2 separate regions of the Homo sapiens genome follow, and region 2 is linked to region 1. A link is an interaction called in ENCODE POLR2A ChIA-PET data of the cell type or tissue named here. Cell type or tissue: OCI-LY7. All regions are shown on one strand. Region 1 overlaps SP100 (SP100 nuclear antigen). Region 2 has its middle 140 kb from the start of LINC01907.

Region 1 (4,000 bases):
CATTTATCTGATGATTAGTAATGTTGGGCATTTTTTTCATGTTTGTTGACCACTTGTATGTCTTCTTTTGAGAAGTGTCTGTTCATGTCCTTTGCCCATTTTTTAATTGGATTTTGTTTTTTGCTTGTTGATTTGTTTAAGTTCCTTGTAGATTCTGGATATCAGACCTTCGTTATATGCACAGTTTGCAAAAATTTTCTCCCATTCTGAAGGCTGTCTGTTTACTCTTTTGGTAATTTCTTTTGTTGTACAGAAGCTATTTAGTTTAACTGGGTCCCACTTGTCAGTTTTTGTTTGAGTTGCAATTGCTTTTGGAGACTTAGCCATAAATTCTTTGCCAAAGCCTATGTCAGGAAGGGTATTTCCTAGGTTTATTCTAGGATTTTTATAGTTTTAGGTCTTACATTTAAATCTTTAATCCATCTTGAGTTAATTTTTGTATAGGATGAGAAGTATGGGTCCAGTTTCGTTTTTCTTCGTATGTCTAGCCAGTTATTCCAGCATCATTTATTGAATAGACAGTCCATTTCCCATTGCTTATTTTTGTTGATTTTGTTGAAGATCAGATGGTTGTAAGTGAGCAGGTTTGTTTCTGAGTTCTCTGTTCTGTTCCACTGGTCTATGTGTCTGTTTTTGTACCAGTACCATGCCATTTTGATTACTGTAGCCTTATAGTATAGTTAGAAGTTGGGCAACGCGATGCCTCTAGCTTTGTTCTTTTTGTTTACAATTGCTTTGGCTATTCAGGCTCTTTTATGGTTCCAACTGAGTTTTAGAATAGATTTTTCTAATTCTGTGAAAAATGACGCTTTTATTTTAATAAGGATGGTGTTGAATCTATAAATTGATTTAAACAGTATAGTCATTCAAACTGTATTGATTCTTCCAATCCATGAGCATGGAATAATTTTCTATTTATTTGTGCTATCTCTGATTTCTTTCAGCAGTGTTTTGTACTTCTTCTTGTAGATATCTTTCACCTCCTTGGCTGGATGAATTCCTAGGGATCTCATTTTCTTTATGGCTATTGTAAATGGGACTGTGTTCTTCATTTGATTCTCAGCTAGAACGTTTTTAGTGTATAAAGATGCTACTGATTTTTATGCATCGATTTTGTATTCTGAAACTTTACTAAATTTGTCAGTTCCAGGAGCATTTTTTTCTACTCCTTTCATAAGATAAAACCTGAATGCCTTTTAAAGTAGCCATTTATTTTTTTCAAAATGCTCATGTTGCTTTATTCTGTCTTCATCTTGCTTTTCATTCTGATTTGAAAATAGATGTTCTTGTGAACATTGGTGTCTATCTTTCCAGAATTTTACTATGCATGTATTAACACGTTTTGGAATATAGTTTTATTTAAATGAGTAACTCTGTACACACTTGTCCTTTCTTGCTTTTTAAACTAATATACCTGGACAATAAAAACGTTTTAAATTGAAATATAAAAAGTCTTATTTCAGAGCTGCTTTAATGTGCATTGTTTTCATTTTTAGTGTCGTCAGGAATTTTTCATTTATTATCGGTCATTTCTTTTTCTTCTTCATAAAACTCTTTGTCAGAGAATGCTCTGTGTTTCTTTGTTTTGTTTTGTTGTGTTTTTGTTTATTTTTGACGGAGTCTTGCACTGTTGCTCAGGCTGGAGCACAGTGGTGTGATCTCGGCTTACTGCAAGCTCTGCCTCCCAGGTTCACACCATTCTCCTGCCTCAGCCTCCCGAGTAGCTAGGATTACAGGTACCTGCCACCACACCCGGCTAATTTTTTGTACTTTTAGTAGAGTCGGTGTTTCACTGTGTTAGCCAGGATGGTCTCGATCTCCTGACCTTGTGATCTGCCTGCCTCGGCCTCCCAAAGTGCTGGGATTACAGGCATGAGCTACCACGCCCGGCCCTCTCAGTGTTTTAAGTCATGGTGTTTTTCTTATTATTCTGAATGAATATAGAACTCTTAAATATTATATATATTAAATCTTGGTCATATACGTTGCTAGTATTTTGTCCATTTGTTGTTTTTCTTTTAGATTTGTTAAGGGAATCTTTTGTCCTAGAGAAGTTTTAAATTTTTATGTAGTCAAATTTGTCAGCCTTTTTCTGACTGGTTCTTGGGTTCCATATCATATTTACAACAGCTATTTCTTCCTCAATATTTTAAAAATATTGTTTTATATTTGATTCTAGAAGTTTGATATAACTGATCATTTTTAATGTTTACATATGTAATCTACAGGGGGTTTGCCTTTCTGTGTAAGTGAGGTGGGAATTTTAAAAATATTCTCCACACTATGGCATGGTGACATGGTGATTTGAATCACCACTTTGATTACACACTGCCTTTACCTGTCTATATTCTATGTTCTTCTTTTGTAATTGAAGGCACTACAGAAAAGAAAGAAGAGCTCAGAGGTAGAACCATCCTGATGCTTCATTGGGGTGAATTTTAGAATGAGCTCAAGAAGATCTCTCCCAACTCCTTCCCAAGTCCATTGAAAGCTCTGATCAGAAATGCATTGAACTGGCTAGGCATCATGGCTTATGCCTATAATCCCAGTTTCTCAGGAGGCTGAGGCAGGAGTATTGCTTGAACCCGGGAGGCAGAGGTTGCAGTGAGCTGAGACTGCACCACTGCACCCCAGCCTGGGTGACAGAACAAGACCCTGTCTCAAAACAAAACAAACAAAAAAAAAAGCATTGAATTTGAAGGTTAATTTGGGAAGAACAGAGACTTTTACTCTTTTATTCATGTCTTATGTAATGTTCTTCCACTAAAAATTTTTTTGTACAATTCTGGCATTTTAAAAAAGTTTTATACATTGTATAAATTTATGTGTTGCTATGAATATCTTTTTTTCTATTACATAATAACTGGAGGGAATTTAAATGAGACAAGACTCTCAAAATCTTTATTTAAAAGGAAATCTGTAGTCAATTTATTACCTACTTGCATATGAGAGAATCAGAATGCCACTTAGTTAATATAAAATTTTACAAGCATTTATAAGTTTAGGGATCCAGATGTCACTTAAAATATTATGGCCAGGCCCAAAAATTATCAAATAAAACCATCGATCAGAATTACAGGTTTCTTTGGAAACTGGTTTCATGAGAAGTGGCAGTAATTTTCTATTTTGTGGGATTATTACAAGACCTCTTCAAATAGCTCTCCTAAGGACAAGTTTATGTTAACATAGAACAGAACAAATCAGTAACGGTTATGAAAAGACACACTTCCATATTTTGCAAGAGAGTAAGACTGATCTTCTTTTGAAATTTCTCAATTTAACACTTTGTCAAATCAGATTCTTTATGTTAGTCTTGTGGTGCAGAATGTCCTCTCTCCTTCCACAACTATGGGTCGAGGGGCCTTTCCTTTCATCTCCTTCAGCAATTTCTTTTGTTAGTTATGAAGACTTACATTTTTAAAATCTGGTCAGTGGAATTCATTAGTTAGCCTTACAAGAAATGTAAGCCCGTGGAGCTCAATGTTACTGGGAAAAATAGAGGTGCCTGAAATGAATTTCACCTAAAAACAGTGAAATAGGATGCATAAAGATTTTTTTTTTCTTTTGAGATGGAGTCCAGCTCTGTCACCCAGGCCAGAGTGCAGTGGTGCAATCTCGGCTCACTGCAACTTCTGCCTCCCGGATTCAAGCAATTCTCCTGTCTCAGCCTCCTGAGTAGCTAGGACTACATGTGCCCACCACCATGCCTGGCTAATTTTTGTATTTTTAGTAGAGATGAGGTTTCACCATATTGGTTAGGCAGGTTTTGAACTCCTGACCTCAGGTGATCCACCCGCCTTGGCTTCCCAAAGTGCTGGGATTACAGGCGCGAGCCACCGTGCCCGGCCTAGGATGCATATAGATTTTTCAACTACAGCTCTCCCACATTCTCCATTCTGAATGAGCTCCAGATCCCATATCATTTTATTTTCAGATTTCCTTTCTGTCTTGTCTTCACCTAAATACATAACGTGAAGTTAGTTCAGTATTTAGGTGAAGA
Region 2 (4,000 bases), 88 kb after region 1:
ACTTGGATACCTACATCTAATAAATCTTGAAGAAAAAGAAATCCAGGCCCTCTAATCCACACCAAGCAATTACTGGTGGATTTTAGATAAAAATGTAAAAAGATAAAACAATAGCATTTTGAGAAGATAACCTAAAATAATATCTTCATAAACTCTGGGTGGGTAGGGAAAGATTTTTTTTTTTTTTTTGAGATGGAGTCTCCTCTGTTGCCCAGGCTGGAGTGCAGTGGCACGATCTCAGCTCACTGCAGCCTCTGCCTCCCAGGTTCAAGCAATTCTCATGCCTCAGCCTGCCAAGTAGCTGGGATTACAGGTGTGCACCTCCACACCTGGCTAATTTTTGTATTTTGAGTAGGGACGGGGTTTTGTCACATTGGCCAGACTGGTCTTGAATTCTTGACCTTGGGTGATCTGCCCGCCTCGGCCTCCCAAAGTGCTGGGATTGTAGCTGTGAGCCATTGCACCTGGCCAGATTTCTTAAACAGAATGCAAAAAGCACTTAACCCTAAAGGAAATAATTTATATACTGGACTACACTAAAATTAAAAAATTTCCTTCACTCAAAGATACCATTAAGATCATGAAAATGCAAACCGAAGAGTAGACAAAGATTTTTGAAACCTATTTATCCAAACAAGGGCTCATATTCAGAGTATCTAAAGGACCCTTATACTTCAATATAAGAAATGCAGTGAATCCCAGAAGTAAAGATACTTGAATAGGAACTTCACAAAAGTAGATATTCCAAAGGTCAGTCTAAACACATGAAAGTGCTCTCTCATTAGCAGTTAGGGAAATGCAAATTCAAATCACAGTGAAATATCACTACACACCTAAATTGGCTAAAAAAAAAATTGCCAATACCAAATGTTGGCAAGGATATGAAAAAATTGGAACTTCTATAAACTGATAGTGGTAGTGTCAGTTGGTGCAATCACACTGGAAAACTGGCATAATCTTTTAAAGTTGGACATGCATATACTCTATAATTCAGCAATTTCACTCAGGCATACATAGTCAACAGGAATGCAGGCATGTTTGCAAATATTCATAATAATACTATTCATAATACCTCAGTACTGAAATTAATCCAAAGGTCTATCAACAGTAGAATGGGTAAAAACACTGTGGTACATTTTAATATATAAGTGGAATTTATAAAAAGTAATCTTCTATGTCTGACTTCTTTCACTTGAACTTAACATTTGTGAGATTCATCCACATCGTGGCAGGCTTCTATTGTTGGGAATCAGGATCGTGTTTTTGTCTTTGGAAAGGAGGAGGAGTCTGGTGGTTGGGAGGGGTCACAGAGTGGTTTCTGGGGTGATCGGTTTCTATCTTGATTTCTGTAGTGGTAGCATGGGTATGTTCATTGTGTGACAATTATTCTGTAGGCTTATGGTTTGTACGCTTTTTAGTATGTTATACTTCAATAAAAAATGTGTTTTTTACAAGGCAAAACAAATTTAAAAATTATTATTAAAATTATTATATAATGACATGTATCAAAACCATTGTATCTGTCTGAAAGTGATTCATCTAAAACATTTCTTTCTGTAAATTCTAGATAGTAATTTCAGCTGTCTTTTGAGACCTTTTCAAGGTTGTGACTAAATGACAATAGAAATCATTCTGTTAACATGAGTTTAAAGTTGTTTATTGTTTATCATTATTTTCCCCAAACACCTAGTGCTATGGTTTGACTGTGTCCACCAAAGTTCACGTGTTGGAAACTTAATCCCAATGCAACAGTGTTGAGAACTGGGACCTTTAAGAAGTAATTAGGTCACGAGGCTCTGTTTTTAATGAATGGATTAATTCCGTTATCCTGGGAGTAGGTTAGTTATCTTGAGAATGAGTTCCTGATAATAGCACAGTTTCTGCTCACTTCCCCTTTCTCTTTCACATTCTCTTCCCCTTCCGCCTTCCACCACAGAATGACATAGCAAGAAGACCCTCACCAGATGCCAGCACCTTGATATTGGACTTCCTGGCCTCCAGAATTAAGAAATAAATTTCTTTTCGTTACAAATTACCTAGTCTCGGGTATTCTTTTATAGCAGCAGGGGAAAAAAAAAAAAAAAAAAAAAACTAAGATACCCAGATAATATGAATTGCAATCAGAGTAAACTTAATCGGGAAACAGTAGTTCTAATTTCAAGCCCTGTTTGTGGCCATTTGGCATCTTCCTTGCCTGGACCACTTCTTGGTGCTGAGCTAGAGGTTTCCTATTACTCTATTAGTCACTTGCAGAGTAAGCCCTACTGAACTCCAAACAGAAATAAAACCCCTTGGAGGTTTTAGTGGTGCCCAGTGAGCCAACAGAAAAGGAAATCACGTAACAAGACTAGGGGCACCCGGGGAGCTCCAGGAACTCAGGAGTAGGACCAGGCCCACCTGACACCGCCCTGGTGTGACTCTCAGACGCATCTCACCAGCAGAGGTTAATGTGGCAGCAGCACTGTTGCCAGAGACAGAGAAAATTTTACCTACCACAGGCAGTTCTGCTTTGTCAACCTGCTTGCCATGTTCCTACACCTCACTACCATTCTGCTACTTACCCTTCCTGCTTGTCTACACATCTCTTCTGACTCTTATTCTTTTTCTTACCATGGATCATCTTGGAAGATAACTGTTAAAATGTTAAAAATGGCAGAGCCTCCAGCATCCTAGGTGTCTGAATGACTATGGGGGTCACAGTCCCCTAGCCTCTCTCCCAAAGCCCCCACAACTCCACTCATGACCTGGAACACTGTAGATTGTCCACAAAGCAAGAATTAATTTCTATTTAGTTTAGCAATTACAAAAGTTCAGGGTCTATTTAATATAACATAGCGTACCCTAACTAACAAAAAAGATTAATCTGGACTCTTCAGAACTTTTTGTTTTACTTGTGAATGATTTCACAATCAGATTTAATGTTTCATAGAAATTTTTTTATGTTCATTTGTGTACCAAGAATTCTGATTTGGACATACTTCTTTTCCTAACATGTATTTTCAGAGATTTCTCCCCAGCAACCAGTTAACTATAAAGCAATGAGAGGAAAACAGAAACAAAATCACGGGATGATCATTTCTCTCTGTGTATCTCTACCTTTCTAAGGAAAATGACAGCTATAAAAATGAATTCTAGCAATCAAAGGTGGTAATTCCAGCTCTTCCTTTAATTCCCTATTTGGCATTGTAAAAAGACAAGGGAAAAGTCACCTTAAGCATCTGTGGGCTTTCGTTTTGTCATGTATAAAACAGGGCAATCAGTAATTCATTCTGCTTACATTTCATGATTGTTGTAAAGTTAAAATCAGAGTTTTTTGCAAAACCTTTTGATAAACCACCACGTGTTCAATGACAAATAAAAAGTAAAATGAGAAAATATAAAGTAAAAATCTGCGCTGTTATTTATGAGACTGGATTAATAGATACAAAGTCAGTTGCAAAGTTAACAGGAAACAATATTTCTCCTAAGAACTTGCTGCAGATAAGCCAGGTGCTGTGGCTCATGCCTGTAATCCCAGCACTTTGGGAGGCTGAGGCAGGCAGATCACGAGGTCAGGAGTTCAAGACCAGCCTGGCCAACATGGTGAAACCCCGTCTCTACTAAAAATACAAAAATTAGCTGGGCATGCTGGCACATGCCTGTAATCCCAGGTACTCAGGAGGCTTAGGCAGGAGAATTGCTTGGACAAGGACCCAGGAGGCAGAGGTTGCAGTGAGCCGAGATGGCACCACTGCACTCCAGCCTGGGCTACAGAGCGAGAATCCATCTCAAAAAAAAAAAAAAAGAAAAGAAAAAAAGAATTTTCTTCAGCTATATAAAGTCACAACCCCCCACTATGGGGGTTTCAGAAAAAAAAACGCTGCACAGCAAAAAAAAAAAAAAAAAAAAAAAAAAGTCATAACAATCCCCCTTTTTATTTTTGTATCAAATATGTTTACCCAGAATCCTCTTTTTTGAATGAACACTGCTTTCTTACTTGTTAAGGAAACTTGCTGTCAAA

What was found. ChIA-PET counts read pairs that join two places held together with the same protein. Peaks named below come from ENCODE experiments on the same cell type or tissue, not always from the same donor. Only the 100,000 strongest peaks of a DNase experiment are listed, where the experiment ranks them.
Region 2: POLR2A ChIA-PET joins it to region 1 with 9 read pairs; 3 of 35 experiments call an interaction of 5 or more read pairs at or near these places.

The regions. Positions count from the first base shown.
Region 1 is chr2:230,475,273-230,479,272 of GRCh38, forward strand. The region is part of intron 17 of SP100 (SP100 nuclear antigen); the gene reads left to right. The region is part of intron 3 of LOC101928816 (a long non-coding RNA gene); the gene reads right to left. Among named protein-coding and RNA genes, the nearest start is that of SP100, 61 kb to the left of the region's middle. In OCI-LY7, no CTCF peak of the experiment used is centred here; no DNase peak of the experiment used is centred here.
Region 2 is chr2:230,563,125-230,567,124 of GRCh38, forward strand. No RefSeq gene overlaps it. Among named protein-coding and RNA genes, the nearest start is that of LINC01907, 140 kb to the right of the region's middle. RefSeq lists an enhancer at 2,421-2,480. In OCI-LY7, no CTCF peak of the experiment used is centred here; a DNase peak (open chromatin) is centred at 1,897; H3K4me3 peaks cover 595 bases; H3K27ac peaks cover 734 bases.